5 separate regions of the Homo sapiens genome follow, and regions 2, 3, 4 and 5 are each linked to region 1. A link is a contact called in ENCODE Hi-C or POLR2A ChIA-PET data. All regions are on one chromosome and are shown on one strand. Each heading gives the region's core, a stretch centred on a gene start or an enhancer-like site at or near the end of the contact. The rest is flanking DNA. Distances are from core to core; before and after follow the strand shown.

Region 1 (2,859 bases), core at 258-2,757:
TTATTTTGGATAGGCCTTTGCAACAGAGTGGAGAGGTGAAAAGACCAGGTGCCTGCTGATACTAGTTTTATTACCAGCTCACTCCGCGTATAATGGGTTTGGCTGATGGAGGAAGTCAACCTTGCCTCTATTTAACCCTCACTAAACAGTGTAGGCCAGCGTGGTGACTCACACCTGTAATCCCAGCACTTTGGGAGGCCAAGGCGGATGATCACTTGAGGTCAGCAGTTCGAGATGACCCTGGCCAACATGGTGAAACCCCGTCTCTACTAAAAATACAATAATTAGCCGGGCGTGGTGGCGCGCGCCTGTAATCCCAGCTATTCGGGAGGCTGAGGCGGGAGAATTACTTGAACCAGGGAGGTGGAGGTTGCAGTGAGCCGAGATTGCACCACTGCATTCTCCAGCCTGGGCGACAGAGCGAGAGACTCCGTCTCAAAAACATAAACAAACAAACGTGTACAGCCCTCCATTTGTTCATGAAGGCCCAAAAGTGAAAACAAACAGACTAGGTCTGCAAAATATTCTCAAAGTCTCAGATTTTTAAAAACACACCCCTACAGGGGGAACAGCACCAGTAATTACATTCACCAGGCCACAACTACTGAAATGGGTGCAATCTCACTACCCAATTCCCAGTAATGCTACAGCGAAGTCTCCTTCACATCAGTAGCGAGAATTACAACGCCCAGTGTCTTAGTCACAACTCTTCCTGACGCTGCTCCCTGGGGCTCTGCTGGGAATCCCGAAACACTCAGGTCACCTGAAGTGAGAACAAATCAAAACGGGCCAGGGGAGGGAGTCCACGAAGTTCTCCAAGTGAGAACTGGAGAGTACGTCTCAGTTTCGTAAATGACACAGGAGCTGGGTCCCAGGGGGCGGAGGTCTTGGGCGGTGCCACCGGGCACCTGCCTCCCGGCAACCAGTTTCGCCTTCAGCGCTCCACTTGGCTTCAGCTGACTTGGGCGTGGACACAGAGGTCGGGGTCCCCGCGCGGGCCGCGCCTGTGCGCTCGCAAGAGTGGAAGAGAAAGTGCGGAGGGACGGAGCGCAGGCGGGCCCCGGCCGCCGCCCTCCCGGGCGTCCCCGCTACCGGCCACCTGAGAACCGGGGAGGGGGCGGGGGACTGGGCGCAGCCCTGCTCACCTTCTGGATGGAGGACTTGCCGCTGCGCCGGAGTCCCATGAGCAGAATCCTCGGCTTGGAGCTGTCAGCGCCCCCCGGACCACAGCCACCGCCTGCCCCTGCCCCAACCCCTCCGCCCGCCGCCGCCGCCTCCTCTTCCTCCTCCTCCACGCCGTAGCCGAAGTCCTTTGGAAACGAATCGGCCGCGCCGTAACTGCCGGCGAGGGGCGTCTCCTCCGCCCCGTACTGCAGGGACATGGTGCTGGAGCCGCCGCCGCCCGCGCCCTGACAGGCCAGGCCAGGCCGAGCCAGGCCGCCGCCTCCCCAGTCCGCCTCCGCCGCCGCCGCCACCACCGCCACCGCCCCCGGCAGCCGCCACAGTCCGGCCCGCCCCCCGGAGCCCGGCTCTCATAGGCCCCGAGCCGAAGCCCAGCCGCTTATTGGCCGCCCGAGCTGCTACTCGAGAGCAGCAGGGTAGGTGGTGCCCCGTCACGTGCCGGAATCACCTGACTCAGAGCCGCGGAGGGGGGAGGAGGAGTCACGAGGAGGGCGGCCCGGCCGCGCCTCTAGCCCCGGCTCGGGCCCTCAGCCCTCCGCCCCGGCCCGCATACAACGCTGTCTGCACCGCTCCCCTGCCTTCTTCCGGGCTCCCAGAGCACCGCTATGGAGATGCTCTCCCGGCATTTGAGGAAGAATTGATTGTCCTCATCCTGCAACTGTACTTGCCCAACCGATATTTATTGATGCCTGCAGTGTCCTGGGTGCCTACCAAGGGGCACAGAACTGGATCCGACGCAGACCCTGCCTGCCTTCAGGTTGCTTGAAGATGAACAGAGAGATCGGACCTCTGCGTAAGTAACCTCGCTACGAAATATTATGTGGGAAGGTCACGGATAAATAATGCTCGGGAGTTGAATGAGAAAGCGTCTGAGCAGATCTAGGTGGATGGATAGATTGGGATGTGCAAAGGTATGGGGGAGCCAGCCACACTGAGGGCAAACCTCAACCAAGGCAGAGTCATGGGTCACCGTGATAGTTTGTTCTAGCAGGTAGCTGGACCCTGATGGGAAAGCAGATGCAGCCAAGCTAGAACATCTTATCTTCTTTCTTCAGTAAGTCGCCGATAGTGGATACTGCTGCCACTTCAAACCCAACGGGACTCAATTTGCCCTCCTTCCCGCCTTGTCAAAGTCTACTCTAGGAATTCCATCCCCCATAGAACACTGCCTCTTCTATGACCTCGTTCAGATTAGAGACCAAAGTATTGAATAATGAAAGCAAACAAAAGCAAATGCTTGTCACCAAATATGTCCGAGAAATCTAGAGGAATTTTTATTTTTGATAATCAGGCTCTAGAACTGGAAGTTTGAGAAGAGGATCCTCTTAAAGCACAGCCCTATACACTTTTTAAAGTACAGGAGTGGGGGTGCTCCCAGCCCTCCAAGGAGACTGACTTCTTGATTATGAAGGAAAAATTCGCACATGCGGGCAGGTCTGGGACTTTGGTTTTGTCTGAACCCAGAAGTTAGAGGTAGGATACACCCTTAGAGGTCATCTAGCCCAACCTCTCACCTAAAACGAACCAACTCTATAGTGTCTAATAGACATGCAGAATGCACTTAAATAGTTCGAAGGTAAAAGAGCTCACCATCTCGAAAGGCAGCCAACTCCACTGTGGTAAACCTTTGTTTAAAAATTGTTAAAGCCGGCCGCGCGGTGGCTCACGCTTGTAATC
Region 2 (2,859 bases), core at 118-2,617, 410 kb after region 1:
TGGGGAGTGTGATAGTTGTGTTATGGTAGGAAGGAAGGCAGTGAAACTACTGGGATATGGGGCGCATGAATGTATTAAGCTATTCTTGCATTGCTATAAATAAATACCTGAGACTGGGTAATTTACAAAGTAAAGAGGTTTAATTGGTATACAGTTCTGCAGGCTGTACAGAAAGCATGATGCTGGCATCTGCTCAGCTTCTGAAGAGGCCTGAGGAAACTTACAATCTTGGTGGAAGGCAGAGGAGCAGTAGGCATGTCACTTGGCTACAGCAGGAACGAGAGGTTGTGGGTGGGATGTGCCACACACTTTTAAATGACCGAATCTCATGAAAACCCACCTACCCTCACGAGAACAGCACCAAGGGGATGGTGCTAAACCATTCATGAGAAATCCACTTTCATGATTCATGATCCAGTCGTCTCCCACCAGGTCCCACTTCCAGTATTAGGGATTACAATTCAACATGAGATTTGGTAGGGACACAGATTGAAACCATATCAACAAGTATTTGGGTTTCATCAGATAAAAAAGAATGTCAAAGTCAACTTTTATCTTGTAAAAGTTGGAACAGATAGAGTAGTTGGGGGTAAAACCAGCTGTGGAACTGATTGTTGTACAACTGGCATTAAAATTGAAATTGTGTAGTCATCATAACATTATAGGACACATGCTTGTAACTGAGTGTGAGATTTTCAGAAATTTGGCATATAAAGTTTTAGGAACTCCTAGTAAAATCAATCCTAGATAATAGACCATAGATAGCAATGGCACCTTTGTATGGGCTGGATCTCCACACTGGCAAGGGAATGTTCTGCATGAGTCTGTGAGGAGTCTTAAAGAAAAGATTGTTAGGAGAAACCTTTGGACCATGATCTGTAGTGTGACCATATTGGCAACAGTATGATTCCTTTGCTGTTCAGTATGATTCAAATTGGTGTGTGGCATTTTCTGGGTAGCCAACCTCTGCATCTATTCCTTCTACCTTTTCACTGCAGACACAGTCATACTACTTATGTATAGCCAAGGCTGAAAAACTAAGTGACCGAGTCTCAGCTCAGACACCTGGCATATTTCCAGGTTTTGTGTCCATCATGTGATACAGGGACCACAGACTCACCATCCTATATGACAGATAAGAAGTAACTTATCAAGATAAGTGTGACATTCCTTCAGAATGAAAGTCCTTAAGGCCAAGAGGCTGCAACTCTCACTGGTCCCTGAAGGAACTGTCTTCAGGGAGCTGCTCCCCTCCCTAACAGGCTGTTCACAGGCTTGAGGACAGTAGCAGCCAGAGAAACAGAGAGGGCAACGCATACTGAAACCGATAGGCAGGGCAAGAGCATCTCTGCTAAAGTGGGAAAGCTGGGAGGGCAAGGGTCAGAAGAGCAGCTGCTGCTGTTCACACACCAACTCCTGTCTAAACAGGAGACAGCTGGCAGTCCAATTGAGTTGTTTTTTGCTTGCTTTTTTGGTGGTGGTTTTGTTTTTAATATGTCAGAGTAGTAACTATCCTCAGAAAATAATTTGAGTTCCAGCCAGACTGTCTCCTCTGTTGATTAGTCCAGGGCTTGTTGATGAGAGTGAGACCAGGCTATGGATAGACATAAACTTCACCATGGGTTTTGTTGCTTTTTAGGATGGAGAGAAATGGGAACTGATTGTGCTTCTTGCTAGTGTAGGGTTTAGATAGTAGAATATACATGATCTGCTTTTCTATTCACCTAGTACAGTTAATACTTCTTTTGTCAAGAAATAGTTAACACAGAAGCAAGATGACAAGGGTCAGCTGACAAATATGTTTTCAGAATGACAAGTAGACTAGGATTTGGAGCTGGATGGGAACAGGCTAATAGCAATCGCTCTTTGATGTCAGACAAAGGCCTTCTTCTCTGGCCCATTTCTTCTCTCAGGACTCCCTATTCCCAGCTGCTTTCAATATCCATACTACTAATACCTGGCTTATTTCAACAAGGAACATTTTTGAAAATCCCTTCCTCCTCCCCATCTTGACTTCTGCTGCCAAGCTCCTGCCCACCTTGTTAGCGAATCCCATTTAATGAAGCATTTACCTCTATACCAATTTTTTTTTTTTTTTTTTTTTTTGACACGGAGTCTGGCTCTGTCACCGAGGCTGCAGTGCAGTGGTGCGATCTCGGCTCACTGCAGCCTCTGCCTCCCGGGTTCCAGCTATTCGCCTGCCTCAGCCTCCCGAGTAACTGGGATTACAGGCGCCCGCCCCCACCACGCCCAGCTATATACCAGTGTTCTTGCCACAACCCTTCGAGTCTCTACAATTTTAGGTGAATAGTCAGATAACACTGGGGCCTAGAAATGATAAGAAAGAGGTTGGTTGGTGTATTATCTTCTGGGCTCAGCCTTTTCAGTTTACAAGTATCCCTCTCCCAGTTTTCCTTTTTAATTATAGGGAGAGTTGTTTTACTAATACTGGCTTTGTACTGAAAGAAGAAAGCAAAATTAACCAGATGACACTATTGGGGGAATGCAGAAGGTAAAGTTATAGTTTAGAACTTTAAGAAAGGATTTTGTTTCTTTTTCTTTTTTTTTGAGACGGAGTCTTGCTCTGTCACCCAGGCTGGAATGCGGTGGCCCTACCTCAGCTCACTGAACCTCTGCCTCCCGGGTTCACGCCATTCTCCTGCCTCAGAGTAGCTGGGACTACAGGCGCCTGCCACCATGCCCGGCTAATTTTTTGTATTTTTAATAGAGACAGGGTTTCACCGTGTTAGCCAGGATGGTCTCGATCTCCTGACCTCGTAATCCGCCCGCCTCGGCTTCCCAAAGTGCTGGGATTACAGGCGTGAGCCACCGCGCCCAGCCTTGTTTCTTTTTAAAAAA
Region 3 (2,859 bases), core at 114-2,613, 380 kb before region 1:
TCTAAGGTAGTGGTGACGTTTGCACGACATTGTGAACATAATACCACTAAACTGTATATTTAAAATGGTTAAGATGATAAATTTTGTTGTGTGTATTTTATCCCAATCTAAAAAAGTATCAGTTCCTTCTCTATTAATTTCTATGATGAAACCTCTCAGAGCCCGGAATGGCCCCTTGCATCTAGCATGCATCAATAAATGCGTAAGCGGACGGATGACCAGATCCAGAGTTGGAAGTTACCTTTGGTGAAACCCTCTACCCAGCCTGAATCCTTCCAGGTTGTAGGACACTCACTACCTCTCAAAGCATGTCATTTCTTCTTCATTAGAAAATTCTTCTTCATGCCACCTTTAAGCTGAAATATGACTTCCCTGTAATATTTCCCCTTCCTCGGTGATCATAGCTCTGCCTTCCAGGCCCAGAAAGAACAGGTCAAATTTCTACCTCATCTGACCACCTTCATGCAATAAAAGACAGAGCTCTGTGCACTTGGAGAGTTAAAGCCTCACCCCAAATGCATCTTCCCGGCAGAGAGACAGTCCTTTTGCAGTTAAATCACACTGAAAATCCTCAAGAGGAATATCTGTTTCTGGTTCATTCCAGAGATGCACTAAATGGCAAGAACATGGAGGCAACACATGGACCCGATGGAGTCTCCTTGTGGGAGGGGACTCCCATCTTTGAAGAACAAGAACTATTTATCTAGGAATAGAGAAATCTCTGAGTGAGACACCACCTGTCTTGAAGATGATTCTATGGCAGAGGAAGCCTTGTTTTGGGTCTAAGTCCATAGTATATACGTTACAGCAAAGCAGATTTCAACTCAATTATTTAAAAAAGACTGTAGAACTGCAAGTGCATAAAAACTCATAGAATAGTAGTAACTGTAGGAATCATTACTATTAGGCCCCAGCTTGAACTTCATTGCCCCTTTGAATTCAGGAAATAAATAAGCACATGTACACATACGCACACCCCATATGTCACACCAGGCATTGTGGCGCCATCCATGACTGACACTAAACATTCTAGAAGTATTTCTGTTTTCATGCAGATACACACAGCACAGCTAGTTTCAAAATTAAACCACAATGAAAACTGTCACTACTGACAAGGAACTATGCAAAGACCTTCGGTCTCAGGCCCTTGCTCACTCAGGAGTACCTTGAGACCTGTTTCTTCCTGTTCAGCTGCAGTCACGGTTCTAACCTGGTTCTTCTCACGGCTGGTATCCTCTGACCTTTTATGTCTTGGCAATGACTTCCATGCATTTTGGCAGTGACTGCCTGAATCTCTGATTCAACCCTGATCGCAGCCTCTCGGGCTTTCTCGCTCCTTTAATTCTTTCCGCGGATGGCCACGGCTTTTGCCGCCTGTACCCTTCCTGGAGCAACCCGTGCTTTTGAAAAATGACCATGCCGAAGGGGAACTAACACTCCCAGCCTGGTGCGGGTCTTGTCAATCTGATTTTTAAATGATGGAGGAGGAGGTTTGAGGACAAAGCTCATGGTGGCATTACCACTATCAGGGACGCTGCAAAGATCAAGTGAAAAGGGGAAAAGGCTCTTCTCAATGTGAGCACATTCACAGGCTCTGAGAACAGAGAGGTATTTAAAGTGAACTGGAACAAACCTGCAACATCCGGTGCGTTCTGCCTTCAAAAATAGCTGCCAGTTAGAAAGGGTTATTTACATATTGATTTCATGCTAACTTTGTAATGGAATGTGCTGCCTGCCTGCCTGCCTGAGACCTAACAACTGTCATCATAATTTTTTCTAAAAATACAGTCAGAGAAAAACACTCATTGAACCCTCCACTGGAAAGTAGCTGCAAAAGACCCCCTGATCCCAAACCTGCTTGACAGACCACAGCCAAGGGCAGGGACACTCAACAACTGTAAACGAGGAACATTTCACAGCGGCAGCTGGCCCCTCTCTTCTTCCAACCAGCCAATATTTTTTGTCTTTCTAGAAAACCTGTCTTGTTCAAAGGTAAGAGTGCTGGGGAGTGGGGGGATGCCTCCCTGGAGCAGAGCAGCCTTTGTAGAAACTCCAGCTGGCCTCTCTTCAGAAATAATGGATGGAAAAGGGGCCCGAGTGGCCCACCAGCACCAGCGCTCCACCCTGGGCGCATTTCTGCCACGGTTTCTCCTGGCATCTCTCTACCAAGGATCCCCACTTCTCGCCCCTCCTAATAGCCAGCTTCTAGTGATTCTCACTTGGACTTTTTCCGAACCCATCCCCAACTCACCCCACCCCCACCCCCAGGTTTGTCTCTGTGGATCCCACAGAGCTGAGCCCAGGCAGTTCTGTCGTCGTTCCCCAGTGCAATATTAGCAATTTAAATGCCTCTTTGCCAGGCCTGATGGAGCTGATTCGGTTGTGATCCTGGGCATATGGATGGCATATTTGCTGCGAGCTAGGTGAGACGCGTCCCAGAAGGACCGCTGCCAGCCCCCGCAGCCGCCTTCTCCTGCTCCCGGGAGGCTGGGGCTGGCCGCGGAGCAGCGAAACCGGCCGGATCCAGGGTAACTGCGGCCCACTTTGTTTTCAGCCGGCCCCCGCTGCTGCGGACAAATCTTTCATTCATGAACAGGAGCTTGTTAGGCCAACTCCGGACTCTAAAGCCACTTAATTAAATTGTGGAAAGTCGCTTGGTCCCGGTGGGAAATTTGCACACAAAGACCCGGGGTCCGCGCCCCCCCCACCCAGGAGCGCCGCCACAAAACCGGGCCTGGCCTCCCCCCGGCCCGCGCCCCTGCCCCTCCGCTCCCCGCGCCCTCTCCACCGCCGCAGCCGCAGCGAAAGCGGCGCCCCCTCATTAGAGGGCGTTTGTTAGGGAATGTTTTCCCAGCGATT
Region 4 (2,859 bases), core at 177-2,676, 340 kb after region 1:
TCATGGCTTGCTGCAGCCTTGATTCCTGGGCTCAAGCCATCTTCCCACCTCAGCCTCCCCAGTAGCTGGGACTATACACACATACCATCTCATCTGGCTAAATTTTAAAATTTTTTTGTAGAAATGGGGTCCCACTGTGTTACTCAGTCTGGTCCTGAACTCCTGGGCTCAAGTGATCCTCCTGCCTCAGCCTCCTGAAGTGCAGGGATTACAAGCATGAGCCACTGCATCTGGCCTGATTTAGTGAGTTTGGACAAATGTATACAGTCATGGAACCACCACCACAATCAACAAAAGGAACATTTCCATCCTCTTACAGTTATTTTGTGATCCTTTTAGTCAATTTCCTTCCCTCATTCTCAGCCTCTTCCATTTCTAGTTGTATAGTTTTGCTTTTCTAGAAAGTTATATAAATGGAATCATATGGTATGTAGCCTTTTGTGTTTGGCTTTTTTTATGTAGCATAATAGTTTTGAGAATCATCTGTGTCGTCGTATGTATCAGTAGTTTTATTCTATTTTATTGCAGAATAGGTAGTCCATTATATGGATGCACAATTTGTTTATACATTTACCAGTTGATGGACATTTGGGTTGTTTCCAGTTTTTTATATTATGAATAATGCTGCTGCAAACATTCATATACAGGTCTTTGTGTGGATATACGTTTCTCTTTTTCTTGGATAGATACCTAGGAGTGAGATTGCTGGGTCCTCTGGTCTAAGGCCGGGCACAGTGGCACATGCCTGTAATCCCAGCACCTTTGGAGGCAGAGGCGGGAGGATTGCTTGAGGTCAGGAGTTCGAGACCAGCTTGGCCAACATGGTGAAACCCCATCTCTACTAAAAATATAAAAATTAGCTGGGTGCGGTGGCATCCACCTGTAATCCCAGCTACTCAGGAGGCTGAGGCAGGAGAATTGCTTCAACCCTAGAGGCGGAGGTTGCAGTGAACTGATATCGTGCCTTCCAAAGTGCTGGGATTACAGCCATGAACCACTGCGCCCAGCCAGACGGATTTTTTTAACCCTTGAGAAGTACCCCCTAAATGAGCAGTTTGCTCTCCTCGCTGATCTTCATCACACCTAGATGTCAGGTCTGCTTCATGGGAGCTTGCTCTGTATGTATCCTCCCTGGACTGATGTTCAGGCTCCTTGCTTCTCCTCCCGGGTTGTGGGTATGGAGGGTTTGCCCTCTGACAACTCCAGGGTACTTGTGGTGCTCATACATCCTCATGTACTTTGCTTTCTCCCCGCAAGAGGTTCCCTAATGCTTCTGTGACTTTTTTCTTCTGGCTACATCCTGAAGTCTGGCCTTGCAGGCAGGCTGGGAATGGAAAGTTAAGAGTGTGACGTCCTCTGACACCCTCCCTTCTTGTAGAAGGGTCTGAGGTTTGTTTATTTAAGCTGAGCAGAGGATGCCAAAGATAGAGGTTTGAGTCAGCTTGACACTGGCTTAGGCGCTCCTTTTCACTCTCCTTGTTCCTTCTTCCCTTTCCCCTCCCCCGCTGGCCAGTTGTTTCCTGGGCTTTGTCTGAGATACACTGTACAGTTTTAGTCCCAGTCTACTAGCGCCTGCTGAAAAACAGTCAGAAGTGAGATGGAGGAGAAGCTGCCAGGAAGTTTCTGACAACACTAAGCTCCGGCCTCTGCCTCTGCTGATAGTACAGGACAACAGTAACCTCAGGAGAAAGGCATCCAGAGGCCTGCGCTGAGCTTGTGGCTAACTCAAGGGAGGAGAAAGGACGGGCCTGGAAATGCCCCTCTTAGATTCATCTTATTTACCACCAACCATCTTTATTTTGACTCACGTTCTTGGAGTTGCTGGTGTTCTATACTGGAAGAGGCATGCCAGAGGTAGAGCAGGTAACTAACTGGTACCCAGTTATTCTTTAAATCTACTGTGGGGCTTTTGAGGGTGGGGTGAATGATGGAGGTCTTCCCAGTTGCTTTCCTTAAAGGGCCAGTACGTCCTTCAGCTGGGGTGCTGTCAGACTTAAGAGTGTGTGTGTGTGAGTATAATGAAGAAGCTGGTCTGCCCTGGGGCCACTTTGGGATGGGGGTGGTGCTCTTTTCTGTTCTGTGAGTCTGTCTGGAGAGTGCTGGTTAGATGAGGTGATGACTGGGCTCAAAACTGAAGGGAAGTGGCTGCTGTGCTGACTTAGTCTTTCCTCAGAGAACTGAGCTCTTTCTTTCTCAATCTCAGAGTGGTTTCTTGGAACCTTGTTTTTAACTGAAAACATACAGTAACTCTTTTACCCTCCTCCAGGTATAGATTTGGGTTGGAGAAGTTTCTGTTAACTTGGTGTGTTTTGGGGTGAGAAAAGGCAGAGGAGGAAGGGTCAGTCAGTGGAAGGGGTCGTGCGATGTCCTTGCCGAGGGGCATCCTGGAACACTGGGTGTCTGTGTTCTCTTTGATATCATTGATACTGTTCCTACACAGTTTGGCTATGTGTATCCAAATCATCTTGTTCAATGCAAGGAAGTTAATCCCTCTCTTCCCTAGGGAATCAGGCTTTGATAATTAAAAAAAAAATTTTTTTTTGTAATGGCACCAGAACCCTCATTCTTCCCATATTGCTATTAGTTATATTCTGTTGACTTCTAAACACTCAGAGCAGGGATCAGCCCTGAGTTTGGCTGATTCTGAGTCTCCATGGTTGAGGATTCATATGGTCTAACTTTTACTGGAGTGTATACCCTTGGGTCTCATTGCCTTCAGTACTCTCATTGTGATGGGCTCACTACCTTCAAACTTAGGTATGTAGACACTTTTTATAGTGTATCTTACAAGTTAAGGTGGGGATTTGATGGCTTATTATTTAGCTTTCTATTAAAAGTTCACAAACGCCTGACAGAATT
Region 5 (2,859 bases), core at 116-2,615, 300 kb before region 1:
CTGATCCCACTCCCAGGAGCCCAGCGGAGCCCTGCCCTCCCCCTCATTAAATCAGTGGCCATGCTCCTAGAGATGCGACAGAGGCAGCTGCCTGGCTTCCCAGACCCTTGTGGGCCCAAGGGGTTGATTAGCATATTGTTGTAAGGAAAGAAGCCTGGAGTAATCCTTTTTCCTATTGATGGTAAATAACATTACCTGAAGGTTCCTCCACCCCTCCAGCCGGCCAAAAGCAGCCAGAGAAAGCTCTGATTCTCCTCTCCTGTTCTCTCCCTCGTCCCCAACTCCCCTCCTCCTCCCCCTCTCCCTCTCACCTCCTTTCCCCCCCTCCATTACTCTTCTCCCCAGCCCCCTTCTATCTTCACCTTAGCTCCCTCCTCTTTTAAAAAATGCAAACACAGGAGCCACCAGGAAGCAGCTCATCGTCTCCTCTGAAGAGGCCAGGCTTCTGCCTCCCTTACAGCTGGGGGCGCCTTCGCAGGACCAGTGCTTTGCTCTGCCTGGAAAGCCATGGGAATGACAAATCTTTGGACAAATTACTGATTTCTCATCTAATTTACATCCAATTAGTGTGAGTGAAATGAATCATGTGGTCAGCCCCTCAGGGGAAACATTGAGATAACAAATACCCAGGGCTTCTTTCCTGGGGAACTGACGGGCCCTGGGGGAAGTCCATGATTTACCCCTCGGGTCAGAGGCCCCCTCCCTTCCCCCAGGCAGGTTACCCAGCCCATAGATCAACCCCGCCCCCTCCCAGCCGCCTGGACAGGCCCCAGTGAGTTCAGGCCGGTAAAAAGGATGGGCTGGGAGAGGACCAGGTCTCACGTTGCGCCCCGACTGTGGAGATCCACTTCAGATCTGAGTGCAGCCATGAGGTTTTGGAGCAAGTGCCAAGTCCTGGGCTGGCGGCCCTCATGCCTTGAATCTCCGCCACCCCCATAAGGACGTGGAGAGGTAGGCAGTCCCAGGCTGGTGATCCTAACTGGTGTTTTGCTGCTATTCACCGCATCTCAGGCCCCCGTTTTCAATGCTTAGCGCCGTGGCTCTTAACCCTCACGACAACGACAACATACTCTAGAAGGCAGGCACTACTAGGGCCTCTGCTTTACAGGGAGGGGAACTGAGACTGAGACAGGAGTTAGCCAGGAAGCTGCGGGGCTGAGAGTTTTGGACACCGGCAGTGTGATCCCAGAGTCCAGGCACTTAACCATCAGGGCTCCTTCTGCTACGTGCATTTTGCAGAGGAGGAAACTGAGTCTCAGAGTGGTGCAGGGGAAGTCACTGGCCAAGGTCACGGAGCGCTTTTTGGCAGATCAGGAAGGTCAAGTCCGGTACGATTCTTCCGCTTGCAGCTTCGTGTTGCTCGGTGCGCAGGGCAACGTCAGAGCACCTCTGACTCCAGGGAGGTGGAAGCGGCTTCCGGGGTGAATGCGGTTGGATCGTGCGAGGCCGCCACCACTGCCAAGAAAAGAAACACACCACCGCACACCTTGCCATCCCTGGGTCACCACTTCCTTCTTCGTGTATGAAGAGCAGCAGACGGAACTCAGCAATGTTTTTCTAACACAAGAAGGATGACTTTCCGAAATCGTTTGAAGTGGGAAGACTGGGGCGAGCGGGCGGGGCGGGGCGGGGGGCGAGCGGGAGGGGCGGGGCGGGGGCACGGGCTTCTTGTCTGAACAGTGCAGTGGCTGCATGTTTGGGGTGAGCTTGATCTTCCTGTGTAAACTTGTTTCTAGTCTGCTATTTAAAACCTGGCATATGGATGGGATCTCAGCTTCCAGTACTGGCAGTTCTTAACATTCACAGCGACTAAATAAAAAGGGAATTTTAAAAACCAAATGCAGTTTTACCCCATAATGAGGCAAAGAGAGAAGTACTAAGAAGTTAACAACTCCCGAACTCAGGCTCAGCCAACCCTGTAAATGTGGGGGCCTCTGCAATGCAGCGTGGGGTTCAGAGGAAAGGAAACGACATTTTCTGAGTACCTAAGGTAGGCCTTAGCTTTTTGTGCTGGGGGCTTAGCCCCAGGGTTAGGATTAGGGTTAAGGGGATGGCCTTCGTAGTCAGCCACCAGGTTTTGAAGCCCAGCTCTGTCACTCACTACCTGAGTGACCTTGGAAAAGTTACTTTACCTCTCTGAGCTTCCTCAGCCCTAAAACAGGCCTAAAAGCAGGACCTAACTCACAAGGATGCCATCAAGATTATGTGAGCTAATGTTTGTAAAGTGTGTAGCTTGATACTCCGCACATACTAAGTGTGGAAAAAAAAACCCGGTATTATTACCTGCACATCTGCTGGGGCCGTGAGGATTATTTTCCCCATTTTCGGCTATTGAGGCTGCAGAGGATGCTATATGTGCATGGAAGGGGGTGCATCTCTTTCGAGGGCTGAAGACAACCTGTAATCCCGGGAATGGTAAACAGAGTAAGAAGAGAGGCCTGAGATGGTTAGGGAGTGAAAACACTGAGAACAGGTTCTGGAAAGAAGGAAGGGGCTATAGCGGGCATGTGACTTAGGTCACCATGGGCAGGAGCAGAGTCACAAGGCTCCTGGGGCAGCAATCAGGTAGATTCCTCTCTGGGACCCCAGTAACAACAAAAATTATTACGTGCTTACTATGTGTCTGGCACTGTTCCAACTACTTTACAAGTTTCATTTGTTTGTTTTCACTTAAGCCTCAGAATGGTTTATCGAAGTGGTTATTATTATTTTTGAATAGGAAATCAAGGCTCAGAGAATAAAGATCCAAGGTCACACAGCTAGAGAGTGAGTGACGGGGCTGGGTAGTCAGGCTCCTTAACTAAACCTGCTTGGTTTACTGCCTCTACCAACACAGGTCTTGGCACCAGGGGCATTTTA

What was found. Hi-C counts contacts between places; a loop is a spot of excess contacts on that map. ChIA-PET counts read pairs that join two places held with the same protein, here RNA polymerase II (POLR2A). Pooled maps may share reads with other maps.
Region 2: a map with no recorded cell type shows a loop between it and region 1 (4-fold over the local background). The contact joins the enhancer-like site here to the promoter of RRAGC in region 1. A Hi-C loop is called at or near these places in 6 of 37 single-sample maps with no recorded cell type and 6 of 50 pooled maps. POLR2A ChIA-PET finds 5 or more read pairs at or near these places in 1 of 52 experiments (HEK293T).
Region 3: a loop to region 1 is called in a map of B cell, with 8 times the contacts of the local background. The contact joins the promoter of LINC01685 here to the promoter of RRAGC in region 1. A Hi-C loop is called at or near these places in 1 of 168 maps with a recorded cell type or tissue (B cell), 1 of 37 single-sample maps with no recorded cell type and 3 of 50 pooled maps. POLR2A ChIA-PET finds 5 or more read pairs at or near these places in 1 of 52 experiments (OCI-LY7).
Region 4: a loop to region 1 is called in a map of endothelial cell of umbilical vein, with 4 times the contacts of the local background. The contact joins the promoter of MACF1 here to the promoter of RRAGC in region 1. A Hi-C loop is called at or near these places in 1 of 168 maps with a recorded cell type or tissue (endothelial cell of umbilical vein), 5 of 37 single-sample maps with no recorded cell type and 13 of 50 pooled maps. POLR2A ChIA-PET finds 5 or more read pairs at or near these places in 4 of 52 experiments (K562, activated CD4-positive, alpha-beta T cell, activated T-cell and 1 more).
Region 5: a loop to region 1 is called in a pooled map, with 7 times the contacts of the local background. The contact joins the enhancer-like site here to the promoter of RRAGC in region 1. A Hi-C loop is called at or near these places in 8 of 50 pooled maps. POLR2A ChIA-PET finds 5 or more read pairs at or near these places in 3 of 52 experiments (GM10248, H1 and activated CD4-positive, alpha-beta T cell).

The regions. Positions count from the first base shown.
Region 1 is chr1:38,858,265-38,861,123 of GRCh38, forward strand. It overlaps RRAGC (Ras related GTP binding C), which reads right to left and starts at 1,508. Exons shown (of 7, transcript NM_022157.4): 1 at 1,146-1,508. The coding sequence starts at 1,382. RRAGC-DT (RRAGC divergent transcript) reads left to right here and starts at 1,629. Exons shown (of 2, transcript NR_186075.1): 1 at 1,629-1,975. RefSeq lists a silencer at 1,038-1,797 and an enhancer at 1,433-1,727.
Region 2 is chr1:39,271,049-39,273,907 of GRCh38, forward strand. The region is part of intron 6 of MACF1 (microtubule actin crosslinking factor 1); the gene reads left to right. Among named protein-coding and RNA genes, the nearest start is that of MACF1, 68 kb to the left of the region's middle. Within about 2 kb of position 1,368, at least 6 of the 41 ENCODE cell types and tissues checked have a DNase peak (open chromatin) inside an H3K27ac peak, as active enhancers do.
Region 3 is chr1:38,473,833-38,476,691 of GRCh38, forward strand. LINC01685 (long intergenic non-protein coding RNA 1685) reads left to right here and starts at 1,364. Exons shown (of 3, transcript NR_146761.1): 1 at 1,364-1,992; 2 at 2,361-2,423; 3 at 2,555-2,652. All of the region lies in intron 2 of LOC105378657 (a long non-coding RNA gene), which reads right to left. RefSeq lists enhancers at 713-772, 803-912, 1,193-1,372.
Region 4 is chr1:39,203,269-39,206,127 of GRCh38, forward strand. It overlaps MACF1 (microtubule actin crosslinking factor 1), which reads left to right and starts at 1,427. Exons shown (of 101, transcript NM_001394062.1): 1 at 1,427-1,863. The coding sequence starts at 1,755. RefSeq lists an enhancer at 1,613-1,792.
Region 5 is chr1:38,558,211-38,561,069 of GRCh38, forward strand. No RefSeq gene overlaps it. Among named protein-coding and RNA genes, the nearest start is that of LINC01685, 84 kb to the left of the region's middle. RefSeq lists enhancers at 845-934, 1,236-1,851. Within about 2 kb of position 1,366, at least 8 of the 41 ENCODE cell types and tissues checked have a DNase peak (open chromatin) inside an H3K27ac peak, as active enhancers do.